Linked DNA regions of Homo sapiens: region 1 is linked to region 2. The links are chromatin loops, found by intact Hi-C in ENCODE. Cell type or tissue: heart right ventricle. All regions are shown on one strand. Links, peaks and the distances in the headings refer to the core of each region. The heading gives the core; the rest is flanking DNA.

The links. Hi-C counts contacts between places; a loop is a spot of excess contacts. Peaks named below come from ENCODE experiments on the same cell type or tissue, not always from the same donor. Only the 100,000 strongest peaks of a DNase experiment are listed, where the experiment ranks them.
Region 1: a loop joins it to region 2, with 4 times the contacts of the local background. A loop is called at or near these places in 12 of 110 quality-filtered maps.

Annotation. Positions count from the first base shown.
Region 1 is chrX:109,482,139-109,497,656 of GRCh38, reverse strand. No RefSeq gene overlaps it. Among named protein-coding and RNA genes, the nearest start is that of GUCY2F, 7.8 kb to the right of the region's middle. In heart right ventricle, for the core only: CTCF peaks have their summits at 11,524 and 11,723; a DNase peak (open chromatin) is centred at 11,726.
Region 2 is chrX:109,849,194-109,864,711 of GRCh38, reverse strand. It overlaps the pseudogene RPS5P7. Among named protein-coding and RNA genes, the nearest start is that of ACSL4, 120 kb to the right of the region's middle. In heart right ventricle, for the core only: CTCF peaks have their summits at 7,410 and 7,609 (motif pointing right); no DNase peak of the experiment used is centred there; H3K4me3 peaks cover 415 bases; H3K27ac peaks cover 1,755 bases.

The sequences.
Region 1 (15,518 bases), core at 6,738-14,737, 370 kb after region 2:
ATTTTTAGACACACCCTGGGTCAGAAGGGAACCTGCTGCCTTGAAGGGAAGGACCCAGTCTGGGCAAGATTCATCAGCTGCTGACTAAAGAGTCCTTGGGCCCTGAATAACCAACAGTGATACCCAGGGAGTAATGTTATGGGTCTCGTGTGAAACTTGGATATGTGCTGGCTTCAAATAGTAGGTCTTAAATAGTAGGTCTTATTCCTAAATTTTATATGGAATCCTAAAATTTATATGGAACTACAGAAAACCCAAAATAGCCAAAGCTGTCCTGAGCAAAGAGAACGAAACTGGAGAAATTACATTATCTGACTTCAAATTTTACTACAGAGTTATAGTAACCAAATAGCATGGTACTAACCTAAAAACAGACACATAGACCAATGGAACAAAATAGAGGACCCAAAACGAAAGTCACACATCTACAGTGAACTCATTTTTGACAAAGTTTCCAAGAACATACTTTGGGGAAAAGACAGTCTCTTCAATAAGTGGTGCTGGGAAAACTGGATATCCATATGCAGAAGACTGAAACTAGATTCCTATCTCTCACCATATACAAAAATCAAATCCAAATGGATTAAAGACTTACATCTAAGACCTCGAACTATGAATCTATTAATTTGAGGAAACCCTCCAGGACATTGGTCTGGGTAAAGATTTCTTGAGCAATACCTCACAAGCAGAGGCAACCAAAACAAAAATGGAGAAATGGGATCTCATCAAGTTAAAAAGCCCCTGCACAGTGAAACAGACAATCAATGAAGTGAAGAGACAACTCACAGAAAGGGAGAAAATATTTTCAAACTACCCATCTGACAAGGGATTAATAATCAAAATGTATAAAGAGCTGAAACAACTCTATAGGAAAAAATCTAATAATCCAATTAAAAAATGGGCAAAAGATCTGAATAGACATTTCTTAAAAGATGGCATACAAATGGCAAACAAGCATATGACAAGGTGCTCAGCATCACTGATCATCAGAGAAATGCAAATCAAAACTGCAATTAGAGATCATCTCACTCCAGTTTAAATGGCTTTTATCCATGAGATAGGCAATAACAAATGCTGGAGAAGTTGTGGAGAAAAGACAACTTTTGTACACTCTTGGTGGGAATGTAAATTAGTACAACCAATATGAAGAACAGTTTGGAAGTTCTTCATAAAACTGTAGATAGAGCTACCATATGATCCAGGAATCCTACTGCTAGGTATATACCCAAAAGAAAGGAAATCAGGATATCAAAGAGATGTCTGCACTCTCATGTTTATTACAGCACTATTCATAATAGCCAAGATTTGGAAGCAACCTGAGTGTCCATCAACAGATGAATGGATAAAGAAAATGTGGTACATTTATATGCACAATGGAGTATTATTCAGCCATAAAAAGGAATGAGATTCTGTCATCTGCAAGAATATGGATGGGACTGGAGGTCATTATGTTAAGTGAAATAAGTCAGGCACAGAAAGACAAACCTTGCATGTACTCATTTATTTGTGGAAGCTAAATATTAAAACAATTGAACTCACAGAGATAGAGAGTAAAATAATGGTTATCAGAGGCTGGGAAGAGTAGCGGGGGGAAATTAGTGGGAAAGAGGAAATGGGGATGGTTAATGGGTATAAAAATGGTTAGAAAGAATGAATAAGACCTACTATTTGATAGCACGAGGGTGACTATATTCAATAATAATTTAATTGTACATTTTAAAATAATTAAAATAATATAATTGGATTGTTTGTAACACAAAGGTTAAATTCTGAAGGGGATGGTTACATCATATTCCATGATTTGATTATCATATATTACATGTTTGTATTAAAATATCTCATGTACCACATAAATATAAACAGCTACAAAAATTAAAAATTAAAAAAATTAGGTACCCACAAAAATTAAAACAATTTTGTATCAAATTGGCTGGGCCATGCTGCTCACAGAGTTGGTCAAACAGTATTTTGGATGTTTCTGGTGAATGTGTTTTTGGATAAGATTAACATTTAAATTGGTGGACTTTGAGTACAGCAGATTACACTCCATTGTACGAGTGAATCAAATTTAATTAGCCTTAATAAAACAAAACTATCCTACCCCAAGCAATAATTTCTTGACTGCAGAGTGCCATTAAACTTGGACCGTAACTATTCCCTGGGTGTTCAGTTTGCTGGCCTACCCTGTAGATTTTGGACTTGTATCTTCACAATCACATGAACCCATTCCTTAAAATAAACCTTTCCTTCTCTAGGTATACATATCCTGTTGGTTCAGTTTCTCTAGAAAACCCTCACTAATACACCCACCCAACATTTCTTTGACCAGAAATTCACTTTATGGCAAAAAATAATAATAATAATAACGCAGTGGGCTCATACCCATGGAATTCACTGTCTTACTATGTACTCCTTCATCCAGAAATAGCTGTCTTCATAAAATGTGTAATGGCCTGCTGAAGGCTCATTTATGGCAGCCTCTGAGAGACAATACTTTGTGAGCTTGGGGTGTTATCCTGCAGGACAGTTTATGCTTAAAAGCAACCCATGGCCAGAATGTATAGGTATGATAACCAAGGAGTGGAATTAGGAGTGGCCCTTCTCAGTATAATATCCAATAATTCACTTAAAGAATGTTATCTTCCTGTATCTGCAAGCTTGGACTTGGTGTGTTTGGAGTCACCAAGGGAGCTAAAGTGCTAAGAGAGGATTGCTTACACCAGGATACATGGTCAGGATGTTTCCAATTAATTGGGAGCTGCGATATCACTTGGTCATTTTGGAGACACCGTGCTATTGAACCAACAGGTCAGTGTGTTGTCTGGAGTGACTAATCCCATTTACTAGGGGAAAATTGGGTTCCTGCTACACATGGGAAAAATAAGAGTATGTTTGGAACCCAGCGTATTCACTGGGGTGTCTCCTGTACTTCTTTGCCCCATAGTACTGGTCAAATTGGAAATGGGACAACCCAATAATATAGATATGACCATACTCATATGCCACTGATCTAAAGAGTTTGTTTTTCCCACCAGTTTAAGAGCCCCATCGAGCCTGTATGCTGGCAGAAGATAAGGGAATTATGAGGCGGGTAGTGGAAGAAGGTAGCTTTGATTACTTAAGCAGTTTACAAAAACAGATACTATAGCAGCTACTTTTTATGTTACTTTTAAAAGTCCTATTTTTATACCCTCTGCCTTATGTGAAGAGCACTAGTGTGATTGTTTTAGGTTTCAGTTGGGAATGCAACTCAATTGACATCATCCTTTGATCATGCAATAGCTATGGGTCTTTGTGTGTCCTGTGCAAGGGAAACAAACTCTTCACCTAGGTGAACAACAATAGTGGACACTGAGGGGCAAAAGGATTGCACTATGTTAGATATGTATCACTTACTCCTCCAGAGCCACTCTCTACCTTTTTTTTATTCTGCTTTCATCCCTGAGAGGGTGATCTTTATGGATTATATCAACAGGCTTCCTTTCCTTTAGTTAGTTTCTATTTTTGTTTGCCCATGGGGACCATGGCAGGATATCATAAAGAAAATAATGAGCTTAGGCTATTTATTACATTCAGCTCTTTTCTTGTTGGGTCACCGTGAGATGGCTGTGTCCATTTGTTGATGGACCTTTTGTTAAAAGGTCACAATTCTTTTCCGAGTGGTCCTTTCTACATGACTTTTTTGAGTTCTGGTAATTACTCCCTTCCCTCAGTCCTTCCAGCCTAAGGGTTTTAATATCTCCAGTTAAGAGTGTTATCCCTTGTGGTTTTGCTGCACCCTGCCCACACCTTTGTAAACAATTTCTTTATTAAGCCATTCTTGAATCTTCCTATTTTGAATATGTCATCTGTTTCTTGCTGGGACCCTAACATGTCCCTTCTCGTTGTTTCCTCTCTATGTTGCCCCTTTCCTTCTCTAATTCCCTTAACTGTAGGTGCTTACTTAGAGTCCATTACTAGGATTTCAACTATTACCTCTAAGCTGATTAACCCCTAATCTATAGCTGTAGCCTGGATTTCTCTTCTCAGCTTCAACTCTGCCTTTGCATCTCCCTACTATACCACTTAAAAGTTAACATTTCCAAAAATGAAATTTGTCCCTGTCTCCCCAAGACTGTGTGCTTCCTGCCATGTTCCTAACTCAGTTCTAAGATATTTCAGGGATAAGGGTCCTCTTCTCATGAGTAAAAGTCAATTACACTCAAAGAAAAGGCATTTTAAAACACTACTGTCACTGTCATCCAGGTGTAAATCTCAAGTCCTCCTCCGCTCCCACCTCCACTGCCATCAAATCAGTTACTGTTAGTTCAATTCTACCTCTTAAATGATTCTTGAATCCACCCTTTCCTGTTTTTATGGTTACTATACTATATAGCATGGTGATGAAGGGATAGGTATTGGCTTCAGTCAGACCTGGATTTCAATTCTATATCTGCCACTTACTTGGCTGAGTTCATTTTCTCATTCAATGAATACTTATTGGGCATTAACAGCACCAGGTACTGTTCTAGGCCCTAAGGATTCAGCAATAAACAACAATAAGTCTCTGCCTTCATGAAGCCTACATTCAAGTGGGAGAGATAGATTATAAATATGTTAACAAAGTAGTAAATAAGGTATTTTTAGATTGTGCCCCAGTGAAAACAAAACAGGGTAGTGGGAAAGTAAGTGTCATGGGAGATGGAAACCTTAGACAAAGTCATGACAGAAGTGTGGCTAGAGAAGAAAAGAGGGTCCTGGACCAATTCCTGGAATATGCCAAGATTCAGAGGTTGGGAAAAATAATAGCAAATGTGTTACAGGCCTTACTAAGTGCCAGGCACTGTCCTAAGTGCATGACATAGAGTAATTCATTGAATCCTTTACCAAAACACTAGGAAGTATCATTTTGATCTTTACCACCATTATACTAATAAGGAAACGGAGGCACAAAGAGGTTAAATAACTTCCCAAGCTCACATAGAAAGCAAATGGTAAAACTGAGGCTTGGACATAGGCAGTCTTGTTTTGGAATCCATGTTCTTAACTACCATGCAGAATGCTGCCCTCCCAAGAGGAGGGAGAGGAAGAAGAGCCAGTAAAAGAGACTAAGAAGTAATGTAATCTGTATTATTTTCAGTTTTCTCATCTGTAAAATGGAAATAAAAAGTATGTGGTTCATGGGGTTCTTGTGAAGATAGAATTTTATAATGCTTGCAAAATACATATCACAGTGCTTGTCAAGTAGTAGCCACCCAATTAACGGTAACTACTATTTTTACTTCTTAGACTGTTGTAGTAGTTCCCTGAGTAATTTACGTTACCCCTCTCTCTGATCCCTTATGCCAAACCAAACAACTGGTTCACACATTCCAGTTTACCTCTATGCAGTGGTGCCATTCTAATATTACGTACCACTCATCTAATCAATTTCCTTCAGTGGTTCCCAATTGCCTGTAGCAGAGGTTGGCAAACTTTTTATGTAAGAGTACAGATAGTAAGTATTCTTGGGCTTTGTGGGCCATGTATTTTCTGTTGCAACTACTCAGTCCTGCCATTGCATAAGAAAATAATCTATAGACAATGCATAAGTAAATGAATGTGAATGTGTTCCCACAAAAGTTTACTTGCAAAAGCAGGGATCAGGCTCGGTTTGCCCCACAGACCATAGTTTGTCAACTCCTGGCCTACAGAATTCAGTTTGGCATTCAAGACCCTATCTACCTCTTACGCTGGTCTCCTGCTGCTCCCAATCATGCATTCAACATTCCAGCCAAACCACATGATGCTCTATTCTCTTTGTTTACACCAGTTCCTCTCTCTGAGTTGTTCTCCTCTTTAAGCTCTGTTAAAATCCTATCTATCTGTATTGATTATGGTCCTTTGTTAGCAAGTAACAGAACTGACCTTGGCTGTGGTATGTAGACTGCAGGTGCTCATACATAATAATGTTCTCCTCTTTTGTTTGGACAACCATCTAGATTACATTTCCCTGTCTACCTTGCACCAAGGTATGGTCATGTATCTAAGTTCTGGGCAATGGAATGTGAGCAGAAGTGATATGTGCCATTTTCCATAAAAATCTCCCACATTTTATCCTGCCAGTTGAATGCAGAGGACTTCTAAGACCTAGAAGAGAGCAGAGCCAAAGAATGGAAAGAGCCTGGGTCCCTTAGTAGACCCACTCTGGGTAGGACATGAATGGGAAATGGCTTATATTTTAAAGCCACTGAAATTTGGCAGTTGATGTATTACTTACCCAAATTAATACACTGGCTAGTCAAGGAGTTTATTTGGAAGACAATGAGTTAGCTTGCAGAAGGAATAATTAAACCAGCAGGTCTCAAAAAAGATGGAAATCATGACATTATCCAGGATCTATATGGAGGGAACTAATGAGCTACTTTTCCAGGTGTATTAGACCCTTCTCACATTGCTAATGAAGACATGCCCAAGACTGGGTAATTTATTAAGAAAAGAGGTTAAATTAACTCACAGTTCCACACGGCTGGGGAGGCCTCAGGTAACTTACAATCATGGCGGAAGCCACCTCTTCACAGGGCGGCAGGAGAGAGAATGAGTGCCAGCAGGGGAAATACCAGATGCTTATAAAACCATCAGCTGTCATGAGACTCACTCATTATCATGAGAACAGCATGGGGAAGACAACCCCCATGATCCAATTACTTCCACCTGGTCCCGCCCTTGACATGAAGAAATTATTACAATTCAAGGTTGAATTTGGGTGGGGAGACAGAGGCAAACCATATCACCAGGGCACCATTGGCATTATGAATCAGCTCTGTTTTTCATCTTTGCATTGCTTAGCTCAAGATTCAGATTCTTAGGCAAATCCAATGGACTTGGTTTGGACCTAGTACCCGCCACTTTCTTGATCAGAGGGGTGCAGGGCATATTGATTGGCAGTCCCTGAATGCTACACACAATGCGGGAAGGGAGTCTTCCAGAGGGAATAACATAACCGGTACTCAGAATATCATACAAAGTAGTGGTGAATATCCAGAATCTACAATGAACTCAAACAAATTTACAAGAAAAAAACAAACAACCCCATCAAAAAGTGGGCAAAGGACATGAACAGATACTTCTCAAAAGAAGACATTTATGCAGCCAAAAAACACATGAAAAAAATGCTCACCATCACTGGCCATCAGAGAAATGCAAATCAAAACCACAATGAGATACCATCTCACACCAGTTAAAATGGCGATCATTAAAAAGTCAGGAAACAACAGGTGCTGGAGAGGATGTGGGGAAATAGGAACACTTTTACACTGTTGGTGGGACTGTAAACTAGTTCAACCATTGTGGAAGTCAGTGTGGCGATTCTTCAGGGATCTAGAACTAGAAATACCATTTGACCCAGCCATCCCATTACTGGGTATATACCCAAAGGACTATAAATCATGCTGCTATAAAGACACATGCACACGTATGTTTATTGCAGCATTATTCACAATAGCAAAGACTTGGAACCAACCCAAATGTCCAACAATGATAGACTGGATTAAGAAAATGTGGCACATATACACCATGGAATACTATGCAGCCATAAAGAATGATGAGTTCATGTCCTTTGTAGGGACATGGATGAAATTGGAAATCATCATTCTCAGTAAACTATCACAAGAACAAAAAACCAAACACCGCATATTCTCACTCATAGGTGGGAATTGAACAATGAGAACACATGGACACAGGAAAGGGAACATCACACTCTGGGGACTGTTGTGGGGTGGGGGGAGGCGGGAGGGATAGTATTAGGAGATATACCTAATGCTAGATGACGAGTTAGTGGGTGCAGCACACCAGCATGGCACATGTATACATACGTAACTAACCTGCACATTGTGCACGTGTACCCTAAAACTTAAAGTATAATTAAAAAAAAAAGACACCAATTAAGAAGACTATGTAATTCAAACAAAACAAAACAAAACAAAACAAAGTAGTGGTGAACCTTAGACTTTATGTGGCCCACTATTGAATTATTAATTTCATTTATTGTATTTTTCATTTTCAGAATTTCCATTTGATTCTTTTTTTTATAGATTCTAGTTTTCTGGTGAAATTCTCCACATTGTTCTTCATTTTCTTGAATATTTATAGCCCATGTCATATAACTGCAATAACTTGGTCATTAAGTCTGTTCCTGTTGCCTGCTTTTTTTTTTTTTTCTTCTTGGTGCTGTTTCTTGGTACATTAGTTAATTTTTCACTGAGTGCCAGACTTTGTGCCTAAAAAAGTATATAGACTCTAGATGATCTTATGTGCTCCAGAGCGGATTCACCCTATATTTTGCCAGGCAGCGGAAGGGCAAATTATCTTAATCCTTTCAGCCACTGAGCTGACCTGAGGCTGGTTTGCAGTGTTTGCTAGACTCAACCTATTTCTAGTTTGCTCTATTCCTAGGATATAGCTCTCCAGGGGTCCCAAATGAGAACCAGGGATAGATGTTTCCCAGGGACACATCTCCTTGAGAAGTTCTGAACTCCAATTTTTGCATCTTCAGCTCTGTGAATCTTCCTGAAACTCCGCTCTACTTTTTAGCCACTCTGCAGGGCTTATAATCTTTATAATCTTTTGCCCTGTGCAACTTAATTGGCAATTTCCTGGAGTGGAAAAGTTGTGCTGTGTCAGGTTCACTTTCCTTTGCTGCTTCTCTCTGCAGTTTCATGGCTGTTCAAATCCTGGCTGGCCTTGGCAGACCTTAAACTTCAATTTTTATACTCCGAGTTCTGTGATATTACCTAAAGCTCTGTTGACTTCTCTGCCTCATAGGAGTCACCCTCTACCCAGTTTCTGGACCAAGAATTGAGAAATACCCTAAGGGAAAAACAACATGCAGAAAGTTGGGCTTATTTTCATGAGCTTCCCTTCTTTCTGGGTTCTTACCTCTCAAGGCCTGGCTCTCTGATGCCTTCAAAAAGGAACTTTTTGGGGAGTATTTCACCTGATTTTTCTAGTTGTTTGCAGCAACAGCATTAGTTTGCTACAAGTTGCTCTATCTTAAAACAGAAGTCCCTTGTGTGGTACAATATTTTAATAAGTATTGGGCCTCCAAGAATTTTCTTGTATATTTATTTTATTTATGAGATTCATTACTGGATGAGAAACCGGCTGTTTGCACCACCTCAGATATATAACGTTTAATGATGATAATGATGACAGTGTGTGTACCAGTCAGGGTTCAGGGCAGAAAACAGAAACCACTGTAAGTTTCTTAAGCAGAAGGGAATGCTCTTGCCTCTTTAATTACAAAAATGGAATTATACAGACCATTTCCTTAAATGTATCATGGCATACTTTCAGATCAATAAATGGACAACCTTTCCTTTTTAAAAAAAATTTTAAATTTTTTAGTTTGATTTATAGTATTCCACAGCATGGATGTTCTGTAATGAATGTAACCACCCCCCCATTGGTGGGCATTCAGGTTTTCTCCAGGTTGTTTTCTGCCACTAAAATAACACTGCAATAAATATCTTTGTGAAAACACATGCTAATGCTTTTATTACCGTGCAAGAGACTTTTCCAAGTACAACTGCTAGGTCAAAGTGTATACATATTTTTATATTGTAATATATACAGTTAGATTATGTTCCAAAAAGTTCCTAACAATTTACAGGCAGGAATTTAAAACAGGGTACTGAGTACTTACAAGATTGCTGGAAGGTCTAACGGTCTATTTCACAAGCGTAGTTCCAGAAAAATACAGAACTGAAACTTTAAGGGAATTACTATCTTTGATGTCACCAGTAGAGCTCTGCCAGAATCAAAAACCTGCTCTTTTCTCCTCTGCAGCTGCTGCAGCTGTTTCTGAATACCTACGGATCTAGATGAAGAGCATCCAATAGCTGTGACCCAGTGATTAGAAACCAGATGGGGACGCTGCTGTTGTTGACTTTGGTGGGGGTAGCACATCACTTCCTCTTGAGACCTAGGAAGGTGGAAAATGAGCACTGCAGAAAACCTCATATATACACATAGTTTTTCAGCCCACTTTTAACTGCCAAACTTCATATGAGTGCATCTACTTGGTGACATCTAATCCACATGGCAAATCTTAGGTACAGAAGATTCCGGGGTGTAATGGAAGTGAAGCAAGCCAATCCATAGTATTAGCACAGTTTATAAGCACTATATAGTATTATTAACTACCTGATTCTGCATAAGACTGTGCAAAGACACTAATTTTGGGGAATCCTCTGTCTACCACTGGACCTTAGAAGCAGGGAAAGAGACAAAGAGAAGATTCACAAAGCAGAAAATGCATATGGCTTATAAAATTATGAGAAAATAATTTTTAAATAACTCAATAGTAATAGAAAAATAGACGTTAATACCAAATATCTTTTTCTGGCCTATACAATTGACAAATGTAAATTTGAGACAATCTGCAGCTGGTGACAGGGCAATAAAATGGACACTTTTATTTTATTGACCATTGGTGAGAGCATAAATTGGTCCAAATATTTTGGAAAGTCATTGGACAATACATGTTAAGAACCATTACTGATATTCATACACTCTGACTCAGTAATTTTACTTCTGGGACTCTATCATAAATTAATAATCCTATTATATTGAAAAGAGGTTTATATTTAATGATATGCATTGTAGCATCATTTATAATAGGGAAAATTTGGAAACAACCTAAGTACTAGAGGAATGATTGAGTACATTTTGGAACATATACAAAATTAAATATTCTGTAGCCATAAAATAATGCATAAGTGAAGTGGTAATAATGTTTACCAGATTCTTTTATTTTAATCCATTGAGCACTACAAGGAAAATGCCTAAGACCTATGAACTTCCCAAGGATCTGCCAAAGGGGTTTGAAGCCTGACAAAAGTTATTGGCTTCAAAATATGAAGATAACTGCAAAATTAAAGTCTATAAATGTCTAAGTAAATGTCAAAAAATGTAACTCATCATTTTTATAGATTATTTCATTTTGTGTTCAGAACAATTTTGACACATTGGAAAAATGGTTGGTTAGATTGTATCAGTTGGTAAGAATTCTTTAGTATATATAATCTCTGCTAAGAAGCATAACTGATAATAAATTTCAAAGGCAAAATTTTAAAATCGTCTCAAATTTTTAGCAAAATATATACTTATTTGACATGGGATATGGGGTGTGTACATGTCAAAGTATATGTGATAAAATGTAGAGTGGAGCTTCTAAAAACAAGAGTGCCATGGGATTAGCATGGTCTAAAGAAATGCCATGTTTTGAGCACCCACCGTGTGCGACACTTAATGTACATCATTCTTTTTAATCCCCACAACAGTGCTGGGAAATAGTTCTGTTTATCATAATTTCTTTCATTTGAGGAAACCTAGGGCTTTAGGGAAATTAAGTAATTAACCTCAGGTCACACAGCTAGGGAATATGGTGATGGGGTTTGAAGGCAGGTCAGCTTGACTCCAAATCCTGTGCCCTTAGTGAGAACATAGGTATGTTTCCATGTCAAATTAAAAAAATAAGTTTACAAAATTGTATACCTGGTTTGAGTATAACTTTGGAAAAATACAGGATTCAATAAAAGCAAAAATTTTTTTCTGTTTTTTACTGTTCTGAATTTTCTAACATAGTTTTACAACAATCAGGCAACCCGTATTAATTTCTAAAAAAAATTGATCTTAGAGGAGTTTGATAATAATGTTAAAATATTGACATCTTGCGGCCGCGTGGTGTCATTACAACCTTGGCTTTACTTTCAGTGTGGGAGCTGACTACTAGAGGGCAGCACTGAGGTTTATTCGGGTCACGTTTTCTGGGCTGAATGTGGCAGAAAGCTGGGTCACTTCTCCACTCAAAACTGAAGAAAAGCAAACTCATTTATAATGCCATAAATACACACACATATATGTCAACAAAATAACGTATACTGTAAATATACAGCGTAATACACTTCAATAACTTCTTTGCATCCTGAAGCAGTATAGCAAAGTTATTCAGCGTCAGGCCCAGGAACTATGCTACCTGAATTTGCATCATGGCTCCACCATGTATCAGCTGTGTGACTTTGGCCAGAGCACATAAACTTCCTGTACTTTATTTTTTTTTTCTGTATCTCTAAAGTGAGAATAAGAATTTTCCCTACCTCTTAGGGATGCTGTGAGAAATAAATGAAGTAAGGCTAACAGTGCCAGTTGAAAGGAGATGCTCAAAAATTGGAAATTATCATTTTGCCTGTTGCCCAAAGCTATTCTACTTTTATGAAACAATATATGCCTTGTTGAGTACTATAAGTATTTGTTTAGTACTATAAGCAGACGGAGAATTTTGTTATTACTACTGAATCAGAAAAATAACTTTCTGTCAGGTAGGGTTAGGTGAAAAATCTAAAGGAAGGTCGAGAATCACAGTTCAGAGCCCTCACTGGAATGAAGCAAAATGTGTAAGTTTGCCTAACATCCTTTCTTGTAGTTTTCCTCTCTCATTCTAATTTATCTTTGTCCATCACCTCCCTTGTTCCCCAGGTTCTCACTTCCCCCAGGACAAGGAGCTACTTGTCCAAGCCTTATTCTGGATGATTAACTAGAAGCACACCATTCTGAATCATTTTTATACCTCATGCCCCAGCCCTGCATCTTAGTCTCCAAAGGAATGCAAGGATCCTAGGCTAATATTATGTAAGGCCATTTCCCATGATGTATGTAATTAGGAGTTCCCTGTAGTGTTTAGTAGTAATATATGTATATATAAAATGTAAAAGCGCTACTTTTTTTCTTTGCAACTAATGTTAAGAGGAAAGCTCAATCGATGTGACTGGCTTCACAGTTTTGTGGAGGGAGAGGGTGCTATTTTGGATTCTTTCATTCCATGGCACCTTAGGGAGTAAAGATCATACAGAGAAGATGAAATTTTGTAAATTGTTAGGCTTTGATATTGGAAACATAGACAGGAACTGATACGAGTTCCAACAACATGTAGTAGAATCCGTGAACATTCTGGTGTTGTAAGTCCATGAGAACACTAAGGTCAATACTTAATCATACAGTGTGCTGATGTTTCTGACATAGCAGTTCTAAAAGGTGTATAGGAATAATTCTTAAGTTTGTACTCGTGAATGGATTTGAAGTATCTGTATAATTTTAGATTCATGAGGACCCCAAATGGTTTTAGATTTCTGTTCTAAAATCATCTTTAATTATACTATAACTAAAACTTAGAGATCTAATGGGAATTCTTGAGTGTATGGATAAATCCAATGACCCCCATACTGTGATTAAGAGGCAGTGGTTAAGAGTCCTGACTCTAAAGCTAGAGTACTTATTTTCACAGATGGCTCCACCAGAAACTAGCTGTATGCGCTTGGGCAAATTACTTAATCTCTTTGTGCCTCAGTTTTTCATCTATAAAATGTGGATGATAATAATACCTACCCCATAGGACAGTTGTGATGATCCATTGAGCTAGTATATGTAAAGTCCGTAGAGCAACAAGTGTTTGTGGAACTCTTAATCAAAAGAAGCAAATTCACTTTAGAAATTTTATTTATGTGCTAATTCCCAGCTACTTCTACCTATAAATTTAGAATCTTATGTCTATTCAGGATTTTGGAACATTCCTTGAATGATGGTCCCTTGAACATCCTAGTCCTCATCAGAACCTTCTCATAAAATCCATACTGGGGTTGCTCATGGCACCATGCAGCACTACATAGAGAATGCTAACTGGGGCCCTCACTTGCACCAGTATTTCCATCAGGTCACCTGAAATTCTACAATTAGGGATTGTTTCCTTTGGGTAGTCACGGTGTGTTTCTGGAGACTCTATTAGAGTGCAAGCAGTCTTTGGAGGGATAGCACAAGGGTGCATTAGTGGAATATATCAAGGATAAACGTGAGCTTTCTTGGAGCCAAATAGTCTTGCGTTTAAATTTTCTGGCTCTATTACTTACTAGAATTAGAGTGTCTGAGTTCAAATTCTGTCTCTACTGACCAGTGGCTGTGTGATTTTTGGTAAGTTACTGTAACCTCTCTGGATGTCTGGGAATTCAAATAGTATCTATCTCGTGGGGTCACTGTGAAGATCTAAGGAGACAGGGCTTCCAAAAATGCCTGTCACATCATTGGCACTCAGTAAGTATGATTATTGCCTAATTTATCTCAGTCTTGGCATCCTCATTTACAAAATGGAAAGAATGGGTAATATCCACCTTCATGGTTGTTGTGAACATAAAGATGTACATATAAGTATAATGTACATATAAAATGCCTGTCATACTTAAATAAAAAACTGATAGATAGTAACAAGTGTTGGTAAGAATGTAGGCAAAAAAGAACCCTCATATGTTGCTGGTGGGAATGCCAAATGGTGCATATACTTTGGAAAACAGTTTGCCAATTCAAAAAATGTTAAACATAGAGTTATTATATGACCCAGCAATTCCCTGGGTATATGCCAAAGAGAAATAAAAACAATATGTCCATATAAAAACTTTTACACAAAAGTAATAAAAGCAGTATTCATAATAGCCCAAGGTGGAAACAACCTAAATTTCCATCAACTGATCATGTGGTATACCCAAAAAAGTGGAATATTATTTGGCCACAAAAGAAATGAAGTACTGGTACAGGCTAGAACGTGCATGAACCTTGAAAACGGTTTGTTTTTCAAACAAAGTGTGTTTGGTTTTTTGTTCTTGCGATAGTTTACTGAGAATGATGATTTCCAATTTCATCCATGTCCTTCTTTCATTCAAACAAAGAAGCCACTCGCAAAAGATCACATGTTGTATGATTCCATTTATATGAAATGTTCAGAATAGGAAAATCCATAGAGAAAGTAAATTAGTGGTGGCCTGGGGCTAGGAGGAGGAGAGAAATGGGGAGTGACTTTTAAACAAGAATGGAATTTCTTTGTGGGAATAATGAAAATGTTGCACAAGCTTGTGAATATACTTTAAAAAAACCCTAAATTATATACTTTTGTGGTAGATAAATTATATCTCAATAAAACTATTATTAAAAAACATTTCTCATTTAATATAAGTCATTTTTAGCCCTTAACACCTCAGTTCTCACGTTGGGAATCCAGAACAGGGCCCTGAGTGAATGATGCCCAGGACAGAGAGGGACTTCTTAAGGAAAAGGAATACATCTAAAGTATGGGGAAACAATGTCTCTGTACAAAGGTGTAGAGGGAAGTAGGGAGTCTCTCTTGGGAGGAAAGGCAGTGAAGGCACTTAAGGGGAATAGGAGAAGGAGACAAAATTCACCTGCTTTGAATTTTGCAGGGAGCCAGCCTGGATCACCTTTTATATTCTGGGCTGGAATCACAGCTGATGAATGTTTTGGCATTTAGAACTGTCCTGGAGAAAGGGCGATTGGTGGTTATTAGACAGAATGGAACAAGGAAGAACACAGAGGCAAAATCTGAGAGTTTGTGTCTGACTTTGAAAGGTAAAAGAAGGCAGTAGTCTGTGGAGGACGTATTTATCCAGAGGACTCTATTTGTTTGTTAATCTCTGGGTCATTGCATTTAGGTCAGCACTAAC
Region 2 (15,518 bases), core at 2,612-10,611:
GAGTTCTTTAGTGTGGGAATGTCTTCTAACAAAACCCAATAAATTAACGATTGGGGATTTGGGGCAGCAAGGACAAAGACCACAACTCTACACTGACACCTGGAGCACTCAGTTCCAGCAACTGCATCTCCACTGCTGCAGAGCTGGGAACACATTCACGGCAGCATGTTTTCAAGCTCCTGTCTGTGCAAACCACAACTGGTCTCCTAGGAGTCCTAACACTTTAATTAGACCTAGCAGGTCCCGGAACAAAATCCCATAATCCCATAAATCTAATGCAACAAGTTAGGCATGATAGTTTTAGTCACATTCTGAATGCAAGCAGCACTTATCCAGGATGGTAGGAAATGGCTTATATCCATAATCATAGGTGTTACTTTAACTGAGATTTGTTATAAACAGTCACCATTATCTGAGTTGGAGACATAGAAACTAAGAAAGTCTACACACACACACCCAACCTAGGCCATTTTAATGTCTTCTATATTTTGCTATATTTTTCTTGGACTGAGAGTGAGTGCTGGGACTGGACTACCTAGGGTTTAGCACAGGATACAGCTACTCTGAGGCCTCTTCCTTACCACCTCTTTTTTTGTCCCTTTAGGAGTAAGTCACTTGACACCCTCTTCTTAGATGCAATCTGAAGACAGCTCAGAAATTCTGGCAATGCTTGGGAAAACTGCCCTGGGAGCAGTAGCTGTTTAACCTCCAGGGACCCAGTTATTCCCCAAGTTCCCACAGACACAAACCTAGGTTGTTTCTTCAGAAATGCTGCCCCTGAGGCATTTCTGTCTTACTTTAGGCCATGAATAACTAGGCATCAAGTGTGAGGAATGGGAGGAAACTCAGGAGCAGCTACTAAAATTTTGCTCTCAGGCCCAAGAGTGTTAAAAGTTGGCCTTTCTTGCTGCTTAAGGTAATCATCAGAAAGTGAGCTGTATCTTCTCTGAGGTTCCCAAAAGCTTGCAAGGAACCTCCAGGAAACTCTAGCTTAGCCTTAGCCCTTGATGTTTAACACTGACGTGTGAACCTTGACCTAACTTTGTTTTCAGAACACTAACCAAGATGGCTTTGGTCTCCCAGTGATTTATTTGTTAAGTCCTTGGAGTTCCAAAGCCAATTGCTTAGAACTTCTTCAGGGAAGTAGGACAGATCCCAGTTAACTCCAAGTTTCAAGAACCTCTTGCCTTGCATGGGCTTTTATGATATAGTCAGCCAGTCTCCCTGACCCATAGGATTTATTTCTGTTTTCTCTTCTGAATCCACCAAGTGAGTGGTTATGAGTAGGTGCAGTCTCAGCTAATCCCCAGGCCGGGCAAATCTGACCCATTGGATCACATAAGTCTGAGAAGCCTCTCTTCCAGTCCCTGCTAAAATGATCTTCAATGCCCCCTAGTTGCCAGAGGCTAGGAAATGAGTTATTGTGGACACTCTTGCTCCACAATTACTGGGACCCGAGAACTCCTAGAATCTTCTCTTATGGGCTGTTGTTTCCTCTGGTTCACAGAAGCAGCTTTTCCAAGAGGCCCTTGAGTGCTGGCTCAGAAGGGGAGGGTTCTCTCAGCTAGGGAGCACAGCACCAGCTTTGGGGCTCTCACCAGCAGAGAAGGCCCTTGGGCCAGGTCAGAGCCAAGGTAGGATCCCCAAGCCCAGTGGAGTGATTCCTACTCCAGCTATACATAAGGAAACTCAGGAGAGGGACACCAGAGTCAGGGTCTGTCCCTGAGAGAGAGAAGTTACTTGCCCACTGACACTGTTGAGTACATTTCTCCTCCTTGCCCTTTATGTCTCCTATGCAATGGCCAGCCATAGCCCCTATGTTGCTTTCAAAGCTAATTATGAGTGTCAGTTTGACACCAGAACAAAGAGTTAACAAGACAGTTAGTTTCTGATTATACTAGAGCCAGCGGCCACTCTATCTGTATGGCCTGGGGTCTCAGGAATGCCAGTGTCTCAGGCAACAGGTCTGGTGATGGATACCCTTGCAACTGCCTAGGAGAGCTTAAAGGATTACTCTGGAGCCTTTCATCCTGTCCCCATAACTAGTCCAGGAGCCAGAATTTATAAGAACAGTTCTTATCTGGAGGATCTTCAGAGCTTACAGCCAGGGCTGGCAGCCAGCTGAGATCAACTCGACACCCAACCTGGGAAGCCCTGAAGCTAAAATAAAAGAAACAGTTCCAGTTGTGGCCATTGTTAGGCTAAGTGGTGAACAAACTAGCCAAAGGAAACAAGTGGTATCATCTTACAAATAAAAGAATTTATGCTTATGGTCCCAGCCTCTGGAGTCAAATAGACTTGGGTTTGAGTTCAAGCTCTGCCACTTTCTAGCTTTGTAACTCATGGCAAGCCACACAACCTCTCTGAGCCTTAGTTTCTTCATGAATAAAATGGAGACTACTGATGTACTTCCTTCACAAGGTTAATGTATTAAATGAGTCCTTGCATGCTAAGCCTTTAACACAGAACTTGACTGTAACAAGACTCCTGAAATAAGGCATAGTGTTGTTATCACGAATCTCGTTAGCCTGCTCACTGGGATATAGTGGAAAAAGAAAAGGTCGGGGGCCAACTACTAAACAGGTCAAACTGCTTGACAGTCATGCCTCATCGTGCCACCGTGGAGATTTCCAGATACTGTTAGTGATGGAGTCCTTGTTTTCTCTTATAGTCCATGTGACCTGAGTTGCAGGTGCCTCCAGAAGTGTAGAATATGTAGAATACTCATTTATGTGCTTTATTCCTACCCTGATATCACTGAATGTTGTCACTTGTAGTCCAAGGGCCTTTCCCCCAAACCCAGGCTCCTGTTTTCTCTCTTAGCCCATGTGACCTGAGGTGTGGGTGGCTGCCTCTAGGACTGATAAGATATAAGATAGTATAAGCATTATTTTCCAAGTTTAAGGACAGAATAGGTGGGTGGCACAAGCCAAGAATGATTCAGTGACATTTCCTGACCAGGCCTGGCTTGTCATTAAGGAATTTCTTCAGAAGTAACTAGGCAGCCTTAAAAATACAGATTCCTTGGCTTATCCTCAAAGATTCTGCTGCAACAAGTCTGGAGTAGAATTCAGGATTGAATAAACTCCCAAGAGGAATCTGATGCACAGCCATGCTTGAGAACAGTTAAATTGTATAAATGCCTCTCTGAAAAAAAATAAGTCTCACACTTCAATGAGCATTGGATTTGCTTGGTGGGGTGGGATTTGTTAAGATACAGATTTCTGGACTCATCCACTAGATCTTCTGATCTTGTAGTTCCAGGGTAGGCTTCAGACATCTGAATTTTTAACCAGTGCCTTCAGGTAACTCAGGTCTAGGGGAAATAATTGCTTCCTTTGTGATCATTCCTGGCTAGTACAACCCAAAGATTTTCCAGAGATTTTCTCATTCTTGCCATAATAAAAAATAAATGGTAAACAAAAGTATTTTATTTTAGATCATTATATTATTGAAGATTGCATTAGCTATCTATTACTTCAAAGCAAATTACCCCAAAATCAGTAGCTTAAGACAACATTTATTATCTCATGGTATCTGTGGGTCAGCAACTTGAGCATGGTGTAGTTGGATGTCTCTGGCTTAGGGTCTCTCAGAAGGCTGCAATCAAGGTGCAGTGCATGGTCTGTGGTCTCATCTGAAGGCTCAGCTTGGGGAAGGATCTGCTTCCAAACTCACTTCTGTGGTAGCTAGAAGGATTCAGTCCTCTCTGGCTGTTGGCCAGAGACATCAGTTCCTTACCATGTGGACCTCTCCATAGGGCAGCTCACAGCTCATAAAATGGCAGTTGACTTCCTTCAGAATGAGCAAAGGAGAGAGAAAAAGAAAGCAAGGGAGAAATCATAACTTAGTCTCAAAAGTGTAGTCCCATTACTTTTGCCATATTCTCTTAGGAGCAAGTAACTAGATTCAGCCCACATGCATGGGGTTGGGATTACACAAGGGCCTAAATACCAGGAGGTGGGAATCACTGGGGCAATCTCAGAGGCTTCCTACCACAATGCTAACATTTTAAAAATACATTTTAATGCAATTTTTAATATTATTTAAAATATAGGAAAAATTGATTTATCTTATTTGAGTGATGCAAACTGTTTAAAGTATGCAAAATGAACATAATTTTTGACAACTATAAACATAATATTACAGTATGTTTTATTTGGAGACTGAATGTATATTAAAATGTCAAAAGCAGTTACGTATTATGGCATCAAAACTAGACAAAAACTGCTTTCATGTCATGCTGTTTGAAATTGTTGCATTTTGTATTGTAAAGATAAGTTCACATATTTACATAATTTTAGTATTTTGTTTCTAAATGAAGACATTAGAAGAAAATACTATTTCTCCAGACTTTCTTCACCAATAACATAGCAAATGTGTTTATTCTTTTTTCCCCAAGAAATGTAGAGCCAAATTAGATATAATTGTTACTATACCTTTAGTTTTGCCATTGATGTTTAAAGTGTGAGAGATAGCTTAATGTACTATATAATTTTTAAAATCAGATTGTTATCACTTAGGAATCTGATAAACAGCAGTTTCAGACAATATATTGGTTTACTAGGGCTTCCATAACAAAGTACCACAGACTGAGTGGCTTAAACAACAGACATTTATTTTCTCACAATTCTGGAGACTAGGTGCCAAGATCAAGGAGTTGGCAGGATTGGTTTCTTCTGTGGCCTCTTTCCTTGGCTTGGAGATAGTTGTCTTCTCCCTGTGTCTTCATGGTCTCCTCTCTGTGTGTGTCTGTGTTCAAATTTCCTCCTCTTATAAGGACAGCAGTCATAGTGGATTAGGGCCTGCCCTAATGACCTCATTTTAACTTAATTACCTCTTAAAAGACCTTATCTCTAAACACAGACACATTCGGAAGTACTTGAAGTTAGGACTTCAACATATGCATTTGTTGTGGGGTAGGGAACACAATTCAGCTCATACAAAAACGAATTTTCAGAATCACTATCATTCTTATCATCCTTATTCACTTGCATTTCAACAGCAGTCCTGTGTTTCTTGTCTTTAGCCAACAATCCACTGTGGGCATAAATGAAAGAATACATGACTATAAATTTAAAAAATGCGTAACTGTATGATTATCAAATCGCCAGGCTAGCCTGCAATAACTAAGTGATAAAACAAGCCGAATAATAGGAGTTTGAACATGGTAGTCCAAGATCCACTAATTGCCAGATGGTCAACTCTTGAGCACCATGAACCTCACTCTGAAATAGGAGAGGAAGATTAGCAGTAAAGCAGAATAAGGCACCGGAGCCAGCGAGTGCATAGCTCCTCAAGAAACCCAAAAGCCTCCCAATTTAAATTGCTACAAAAGTCTCCACCTACTTCCACCTTCTTCTACAATTAAACTTGTTTTGCTCCAAGCATTAGCATTAGAGAAAAAAATAATTATTCAATTTATTTCTGCTTCATTTAATTATTGGTTTTGCTACAACCATTTTCTGCTATTTTCTTTGGCCAAGATTCAGTATTTCATCAACATTAAAGGTTAGAGAAACTCTTCCAGGTTGGACTTGGAACCTAGTCAACATTTACACTATTGATCCTTGGGGAAATGGAATCTGAGTTCAAAAAACTGACTTACAAACACATTTTTAGAACTGACTCTATTTGTAAGCTTGGAACTACTTATGTCCTGTATGAGAATTCTCAATTTAAAAAAGAATAGGAAGACAGTAAAACACATTTAACACTAAAATTCTACTAAGCGTGGCTGATTCTTTCTTCAAGGGCTCCAAAAGCCCTTGAGGGTCTTGCTCTGTAATGAGCAGAAATTAAAGTGGTGCAGAAGTCATAGGAAACTGGGCTAATCTCAGCACTTTCCTCGAAGTGGGTAACCCCTCTGCCTGAAATGGGCCGAACTTGGTCCCAGAATTTCACAACCATTTCAGTAATTGCACTTTTCCCTAACCAAGAGAGAGACAATCAAGTTCATGTCAACGCTCACTTGAGTTCATTGAGAGCACTTTTCTGGCTTCGGGAGAAGATACAAAAAATTCAGTCAAGACATAGTTTCTGCTCAATATGACAACTTTTATAAGTAGGGTTAGATTTTACAAGCAAGGTTTATACCTTTGTGTCTTCTAGCTTTTATTCAGTTGTATTTTGGGAGACCTAGGATCTATTTCTTTGTTGATTTTTCTTTTTTTTATTGTTTGTTATCATTATGATCCATAGTAGGCAAAGTAAAGTCACATTTTGGTAGTTTGGGGAGGCTCATATCCCAAATGGCAAAACCAGCTTCCCAGCTCATTAGCTGAAGATTTTCTCAGATGATTCCCACTGCTAGAACGTTTTCTCTGTGCTCCATTAATTCTCCAGCGCATTCTGTGTTCTGCACTGGATGGGTACAGGACACTATTTGCTGGGTACAATACGTTATTTTATTCAATTACCAAATATGCAGAGATAGAACAAGGTTACAATAATTGAGGTCTTAGGCAATGTGGGAGGTGTAGCGAATATGGTGCAGGCTGCATTGTCCAACAGACAAAGAGAAAGCAAAATTGGGCATGTTGGGGAGCATATTTCAGAGCAGAGCCAAGAAAAGCAACTCCCTTCCTAGAAGCTCTGAAACCGTGGCAACTTTGGTTATTTAGTCATATTTTCTGGAATACACTATTTAATGATGATGTAAATTCAATGGTTCTGTGGAGGTGGTGTCTCAGGAAACTTGAAATCTGATTCCTAACCCTGTAAGATAAAGCAGAATTGATTTGAGAGAGGTGTAGGGAAAAGGAATGGCAATAGATAGGGTAAAGAACACAAAGAAGGAAAAAATAGAGAAAATCATGAAGCAACATGAGGCATGACAACAAAGAATTTAGTCATTCTTTTTGATTAAATAAACATTTAATAGAACTTTTACGTCAGAAATTTCTCAAGCCACTGGAATCGGAAATGGCCTTTCCTTTTTCCCCAGGCCGGATGTTGCATGGTGATCCAAATTAGAAGGTTTTATGATTGTCTTTTAATTGAAAATGTAGTTGTCTTGATCTCTTTTAAATCTTTCTCAAGCAACCAATGACAAAGAGACAATCTAAGTAATGTAGATTTAAAGTAAAATATGAAAATAATTTGCTGAATAATTAACAGAACTTCAAATGACTTTTCCCAGAAGTTCCTCAGTGCAGGCTATGAAAGATTATTTTCTTCATCAAAGTTATCCATGTAAACTACCAGTGCCAATCCGTAGTTGGAGTTTTTCAGCTCTTGTGTGGTTCCTATAGATCTGGCCTGGTAATCTCCAAGGTTGTAACTACTGGTGCGTTGTTAGTTCTTCATTAGGTCATCTTGTATTTTCATCCCAGTCTAAGTAGAGAATCCAAGTCTAAAACAAGAACTATTTTCTTTCAAAAGTTTGACCTGAATTTGACCCAGGAAATGTGTGTGCACGTGTGCGTGCTTTCAGCAGCCAGAGTTGTAAGGGTAAACACAGATAAAATATGTAACATCTTGATTTGAGTCAAAAAAACAAACATCACAGCTGCAGTTTAAAGAATTATCTCTCAGTTCCAGTTTAGAGCTTAAATATTGGGCCGTATTTTCAAAATGCACCCAGAAACTGGGAGAAAATTCATGTATTTTACCACTAGTGGGCGCCAGAGACACGATGAGAAACCACAGTTGAATTTTTAAAAATAGCTTTCCTTTTACCATGAAGAAATGAAAAGTATTAATTTTGATAATTTGGGCTACCTCCAACTTTTATACTTTTCCAGTTTGGATGATATATCTAAGGCTCAATTGGGTAACTTTTTTTGTAATTTAAACATTTATTTTAGATTTCGAGAGTACACGTTTGTTGTGGGTTTATTGTATGATGATGAGGTTTGGGGTTTGAATGATCTTGTCACCCAGGTAGTGAGCATAGTACCCAACAGGCAGTTTTTTAGCTCCTGCCCCCATCCTCTCTCTCTGCCTTCTCTAGCAGATCCCAGTGTCTAATGTTGCCATCTTTATATCCATGTGTACCCAATGTTTAGCTCCCACTTGTAAGTGAAACATGACAGTATTTGGTTTTCTGTTCCTGCCTTAATTTGCTAAGGATAATGGCCTCCAGCTGCATCCATATTGCTGCAAAGGACATGGTTTCATTCTTTTTTATGGTTGTATAATATTCCATGGTGTATACATACCACATTTTCTTTATCCAATGATTGGGTACCTTTTGATTGCCATACCTCAAATAGAAAGGATTGGTTTCATTTCCTAGAGAGATAAGAGGAATAAGGAAAACTGCTTTCAATTTTCTGGTGCTTACTATGGACCAAGCACTGTGAGAAGTGATTATCATGCCATATCTCATTTAATCTTTACAAGAATTTTAGAGAGTGGATGCTATGACTGTCTCCATTTACCAGATGTGAAAATTGAGGCATAGAAGTTAAGTAACTTGCTTACGGTGACAGGAAGTGGTAGAATTGAGACTCAAACCCAGGACAATTTGACACCACAGTCCAGAGTTGTATTGGAAACGACACCACCTATATGCCCTCTTTATTCTACAAATTTTCGACTCTTTTGGAGAATAGGAAATGTTATCCAAATTGTGTGTGACTAGGCCTTTAATCAAAATCAAACTGTCTCAATGCATAGTTCTAGTTTGCAATTAAATAGAAGGAAAGAAAAAACTCAAACAAATAAACAAAGCAGAATTTAAGATTTTTGGATGTGGGAAGTCTTGGGAAAAAAAAACTCCCCAGGTACACTTCTAGATGTGGAGAAGATCATAGGAGATCCTTAAGCTGTTTTTTCAGATTTCATTTCCCTAACCTGAGAGTTCAAAGTTTTGGTTGCTTAGCTATCAGGGAAAGTCAGTGTCTTCAGCCTTGCAAATAGAAGTATCAGCACCTTTGCAAAGTTGGAGAAAACTCTATCCAGTCTGAGACATCAAGGTTTCATGTGCTTTACAAAACAAAACCAGGTCATTTATTTGTGTTGTAGCCCATTTCACTTCTGGGCTAAATGTCAGAAGGACAAAGGCACAATTGTCTTTCTTGACTTACAAGAATAAAGGAAGTGATAGTAAAGCTCTCAATTTTTGTGTGTGAATAGAAGATAGGAAGTAGCCCTAATGATCTAAAATGGCTGAAAGCCAAAGACTTACATGATTTCCAACACTATAGAGCCGGTTGACCTTCCTGATTAAATAAACATAGTTTTCTATAGCTAATATTATAACTACTTTCCACTTTATGTTTTTTTAGTACATACTATATAACAGGGAGTTTAAATAGTGACGTTTGGCTGGGCAAGGTGGCTCATGCCTGTAATTCCAGCACTTTGGGAAGCCAAGGCAGGAGGTTTGCTCGAGCCCAAGAGTTCAAGACCAGCCTGGGCAACATGGTGAGACCCCATTTCTACAAAAAATTGGAAAAAAAAAAAAGCTAGGCATGATGTTGTACACCTGTATTCTCAGGTACTCGGAAGACTGAAGTGGGAGGATCACTTGAGCCCAGGAGATTGAGGCTGCAGTGAGTGGTGTTCATGCCACTGACTCCACCCTGGGCAACAGAGTAAGACTCTGTCTAAATAAATAAATGACACTTATATGCTTCAAGTAGTGTGCTAAGAATTTTATTTGAATTATATAAACTCCACAAGACACTATTCAACAGTTACTACTCTTACTAAAGTAATAAATGCATATAGTTGAACAGATAGTACCCCAAAGTCCTATGTTGAAAAAAAAAAAACAACAGCTACCTCCATCCTCCCAATCCCTGTTTCCCACTTCTAAGAGACAACCATTCTTATCTCTCTTGGTTGGTTTATGGTTTTGCTTTGGTATGCAACTCTAAATTCTGGAATTATAGCTTATATTGCTATTTTATGATATATAAATTTTAAGTGGTTTTTAAAAATTCACTTCTTGTATGGGATATGATGATTTAGCTTCCTTCTAATCCTTTCCCTTCCTTACATACACACAGTTCTGTAGTTTTTCTTAGAATTAATGATGATTTTCTTTTTCACTAGCTTAGTTTTGTGTGCCTATTAGTACTAACCCAACCCCATACTTTCCAAAAGGACTCTAAAATGCTTCTCAATATGGCCAACATATCAGGTAATTTGTTGGTTCTATCTTTTTTCCTGGATACATCTTTCCAGACCCTTCCATTTACCTATCCCTAACCTACAGCACAGCTTTCTTCCTGGGCTTTCCTTTCACCTTCATCCTGGGAATTTTCTTTATCATTCTCTTGTGTTCAACCTTCTACTTCCTGGACCCCATATATTCCTTTGACCACTCCCTTGTCTTGGTAGAGCACATGTTCTTGTGGCTTCCTGAGAAATGGTTAGTGAGAGGTACATTTTTGGAGACCTTATCCCCAGCATTCTGAAATTTCACAACAATGTCTCTATGTGTCATATAGTCATTGTGCTAAATACATAGTTGGCCCTTTAGTCTGTAAACTCATTTCCTTCTGTTTGGAGGGAAATTTCTTTTATTATGTCTTTGATTATTTCTTCCCCTCTATTTTTCTGTTGTCTCTCTGGGCATTCCTAATGGATATTTGTTCTCTAATTCTCCTATTCTTTTTCTCTTTTCCCCAACTCTTTGCACTTTTGTTTTACATTCTTAGAGATTAATTAAAAATATATCCATAGATACATAATAAGTAAACTTTTAATTGTAAGAAATTTCTATTCAAGTAGTTTGAGTTTTTAGGAGCTCATTTTTTTTTTCTTTTCTTCTCTTTTTTTTTTTTTTTGTGGGGCCACCCTGAAAGGCAGACAGGTTTATTGGGCTACAGCCAGGAAATCAGCAGTTGGACTTGGCCATGAGCTCCAGGTTGTTCTTCTCAATGGCATAGTAGTTGGAAGAGTTCTTGGCAATGCTGATGAGCTTATCGGCCAGGTATTCAGTGATGGTCTTGATATTCTGGAAGGCAGCCTCACTGGTACCTGTGTACAGCAGCCAGATGGCTTGATTCACATGGTACAGTGGGGACATGTCCACATCCTGCTGTCTCACAGTCTCAGCTTGCTCGATATATGTGGAGTCCTCCCAGGGCCACATTTGATGCTGGCATTCACCAGAACCTGCAGAGGGTTCTTGCCTGTAAGCAGGTGGATGATCTTGAAGGCATGCTTGACAAGGCAGAGTCATGAGCTACTTGCTGTTGTGGCCATGCATCATCATTGAGTTAGTGAAATGCTCCATGATGGGACATCACACTTTGTGGATGTAATTGGCGGCATACAGCCCTATGCTGTGAGGCAGGTACTTGGTATACTTCTCCTTCACTGCAATGTAATCCTGAAGGGAAATGTCACTGATCTGTGCATCATCAGTGCTCCACTTCCCAAAGAACTTGATGTCAGGGGTTTCTGCCACCACTGGTGCTTCTGTCTCCCACTTGGTCATCTTGAGGGCACAGCCTGAGCATCTCTGTTTCTCAATGTGGACCATGCACCACCCTGACACAGACAGAATTCATTCTTATTCTTAGAATGTTTCTTTTTATTTCTAGCATCCATGTTTCATGGACATGATGTATCTATGCATCTCTCTGAAAATGTTAATTATAGGGATTTTATGGCTTCTTCTCCTCCCTACATTATTTCTGTTTCTTCCAAGTTCCTTTTTTCAATGTGTGTTTCATATTCTTTTATTCTATTAAAGACTTTTCGCCAATGCTTCACTATTCTTAATTATTCATTTGTATTTAGGAGTGTGGAAACTGAAAATCTGTGTGTGGGGAGATGCGGGGGGGCAATTATTGATTGATTAGCCTTATGTCCTTAGGTGGACCTGGCCACTTCATTGGGAGACCCTACAATTATTGGTATCTGTGGGCCTTTTCTCTTAAGCCAATCAAATTTCCCAGAGAGGAAGCTTCCAATTTCCTGCCTGGGGGATATAATTCTGACTGCCAGAATTAAGGATGTTGATGAGAAAGGTAAGTGGAAAGGTATGATAAGTATCATCCATGTCCTCAACTGAGCCTGGAAACTTTACTTAAAAATCCTCCTCTTTATTATCATAATTGTAATAATAACCAACATTTATTGATGGCTTATTTCATCAAACACAAGATTTCTGTACAAGTATGTTCTCTTTTTTTTTTTTTTTTTTTTTGGTACTCTTTACAACCAACCCCCAGTTTAAGTATGGTCTTTTTTTTTTTTTTTTAGAGACGGAGTCTTGCTCTGTCACCCAGGCTGGAGTGCGTGGCCTGATCTCAGCTCACTGCAAGCTCCACCTCCTGGGTTCACGCCATTCTCCTGCCTCAGCCTCCAGAGTAGCTGGGACTACAGGCACCCACCACCACGCCTGGCTAATTTTTGTATTTTTAGTAGAGACAGGGTTTCATCATGTTAGCCAGGATGGTCTCGATCTCCTGACCACGTGATTTGCCCACCTCGGCCTCCCAAAGTGCTGGGATTACAGGCAGGAGCCACCGCACCCGGCCCCAGTAAGTATGTTCTTTACATCATTCTTTAACATAGTAAAAGACTGGAAATAATCTAATGTCCAAAATGAGAGATTGATTCCAAAAGTCATGGTGCATTGATACAATGAAATGGTAGGCAGCCATTAAAAGCAATCTAATAGCCCCAGTTATCAGGGCCAGCCACTTCCCATAGCTATTTAAAAAGGTCCCATTTCAGCTGAACTGACCCTATCATCACCTCCACCCCAGCTACCCATCAAGAGTTGGCCTGAAAAGAGAATAGAGGTTGCCTTTTGAAAACTGCAATGATGGTGAAGAGAAACCTATTCCTATCCCTACTACTCCTCTTCTTGGTGAAAGAGAGGCAATGGTGTGCTGGTAAATGTTTAACAACTCATTGGAGGTATCTATGTTGTGTAAACACTCCCACCATGGCCAATTTCAAGCTACCAATGTGACATCCATCAACTGGCTAACACATTTTCAGAAAATTTAACAATTGACTTTCATGAGCTGGGATGAGCTGGTTCCAGTGCACCACTAGAGAGAGGCCTCAGAGAACAGCAGTGGTTAGACTTGTGCTTAATCACCAATCCTGCTTTGCAGACTAGGCCTAGAGCCACTGGAAATGGGTCAAGAACTCTAGAATAGGGTGATGGAGTTGCCAGGTAAATAGGAAGCAAAAAATATTTTCCTTGAATTTCTGGTGTCCAAGAGGTATGGAAACAAGGGCCCTGGAGGAGATTGGGAGCTATGGGTTTTCCAGCCCTACCCTACTCCCAAGAAAAATACACACAGCAGGGAGTCAAGAGGCACAAGCTTCAGAGAAATGCAGAGACAGGCCAGCAGCTAGAAGATGCAAGGGACAGCCCAATTGCAGATTTGATGAGAGGAGGTGGCAAATGATAGCCTTCGCAGTGGTGAATTGTTTTCTTTCTTTCTCTGACCCCAACACTAGAAGTACACATGTACCACAAAGGGAGTGGGACAAAAAGCACAGAGAGGGAGTGAGGAGGAGGAGAACTTTGAATCAAATAAGAGATTAAAGTTGCAAAACAAAAGGAACAAAGTCTTCAGAACCAGAATGGGCCAGTTTTAATAACCAGAAGTTACTGCACTATTATGAATCAGATTGAGATGGCTCTGGGGAGCTTGCCACCCCAAGGGGGAAGAAAGCATGAAAAGGCATAGGTGGAATTTTGGAAAAATTAAAACCATTAAGTGGTACATGGAGATAATCTTGTAGTGGTTGAATGTATAGTTACTTAACATTTTCCTCTTTGTGCTTTTTTTGTGTTTGCTTATTTTTGCACAACTAACATGTACAAAGTAGTAATTTTTTTTAGCTTAAGGATCCATGTTGCTAATGGGGACAAAGATGGCATCAGGGACAGACAAGAAGACCTAAAGTTAATAAAAATCCATTTTCTAGTGAATATAAAGTTCCTGGTAACACAAGGTGCTGGGAAGGAGGCTGACTTCAAAAGTCCCAGGGGGCAGGCCAGGCTTGGCGGCTCATGCCTGTAAATCCCAGCACTTTGGGTGGCTGAGGCAGGCGGATCACCTGAGGTCAGGAGTTCGAGACCAGCCTGACCAACATGGTGAAACCCCATCTCTACTAAAAATATAAAAATTAGCCGGGCATGGTGGTGGGCACCTGTAATCCTAACTACTAAAGAGGTTGAGGCAGGAGAATCATTTGAACTCAGGAGGTGAAGGTTGCAGTAAGCAGAGATCGTGCCATTGCACTCCAGCCTGAGCAAAAAGAGCAAGACCATGTCTTAAAAAAAACAGTCCCAGGGGGCATTTATGAAGAGCAAGGACCCCCTCCTGGAAGGAGAAAGTACCTGGATCACAAGAAGGCAGCTCTTTAATAGCTCTAATTCAAGGATGGAGGTCCCCTCCTCCTAGTCATTCCTTAAGGGCTTCAGAGAGGGTGTTTCTGATAAATAGAGCATTACATCGTTAAACGGACAATTAGGTCTTCAAAGCAGCTTGAAGTAAGACGCAAAGGCCTCGTGGCCTGTTGAATTTATTACATCACTGGAGAGGCAACATTTGATCTGAAAAGTATAAAAAATTTTTCTATGATTTATACATTACCCAGAAACCTTTTGACTTCCTGGAATTCTTAATATAAATTCTATTTTTTCAGCAACAATGTTCTGGCATTGCTGCTAGCAGCTTGCCTGGCCACAATTACTGAAGCTGACTGATTTTGCCCCTAGCAAAAGTAATGTCATTACCCTTGGCAATGAATCTGAAGAGCAAAGTAAAGTCATGCTTTCAACAGGTCCTTTGCCAGTTCCTTAAAATCACCCAAAACGATCCATCCATTTTTAATGTCTCCCTTGGCAGCAACTTCAAGTGATTAAAAAATGTCCTATCCATTCTAAAGCAGTCCCTAGGGAAATTTTTAAATTATTCTGTTACATCTAAAATTTGTTGTAGTGCAGTCAACCCCAAAAGAGCCTCATAAACATCTTGCCTCTGTGTGGGGCCATTCTGAATTTGGATGCCATCCGGTGATTCTTGACTGGCTGACATGTTTCTGGGATTACCTGTGACAAGGTAGAATTCAGCTTCAGTGAATATCTGCTCTGATCACTCTCACAGGCTAGGCATTGCCTGTGTGTGTGTGTGTGTGTGTGTGTGTGTGTGGTTTGTTACAAGGTGAGACTAAGTCCCTCTTTCTGTCTTTCCATTTGCTACTTACCGCCTTGGTGCTTCTAAAAGTGACCCTTATGAAAGCAGCTCATCTTCCGAGTCAGCCTTGCTCTCAATTGTCGTGGAGTTTCCCAAAGTACCCTGTAATTGCCTCAATACTTCCCTTCACTTTAGCAAAATTGAAGTGTGTCGTAGGTTTCCACTTTTATTCTGATCCTTAGGTCTAATTACATTTACAACCTGGGCTAGGATATTTGTGTAACTGTTGTTTATGCCTCCAAATTCAAAATTATTTATAACATGGTAGATTGTAGAAATCTGATTTGCAAAATCTTTAGAAGACATCTAGAAAATATCATTTTTAGTAGGTTGATTCTTCTCTAGGGGGAACATGTAGAGATCAATGGTATTGGAAATGAGAGC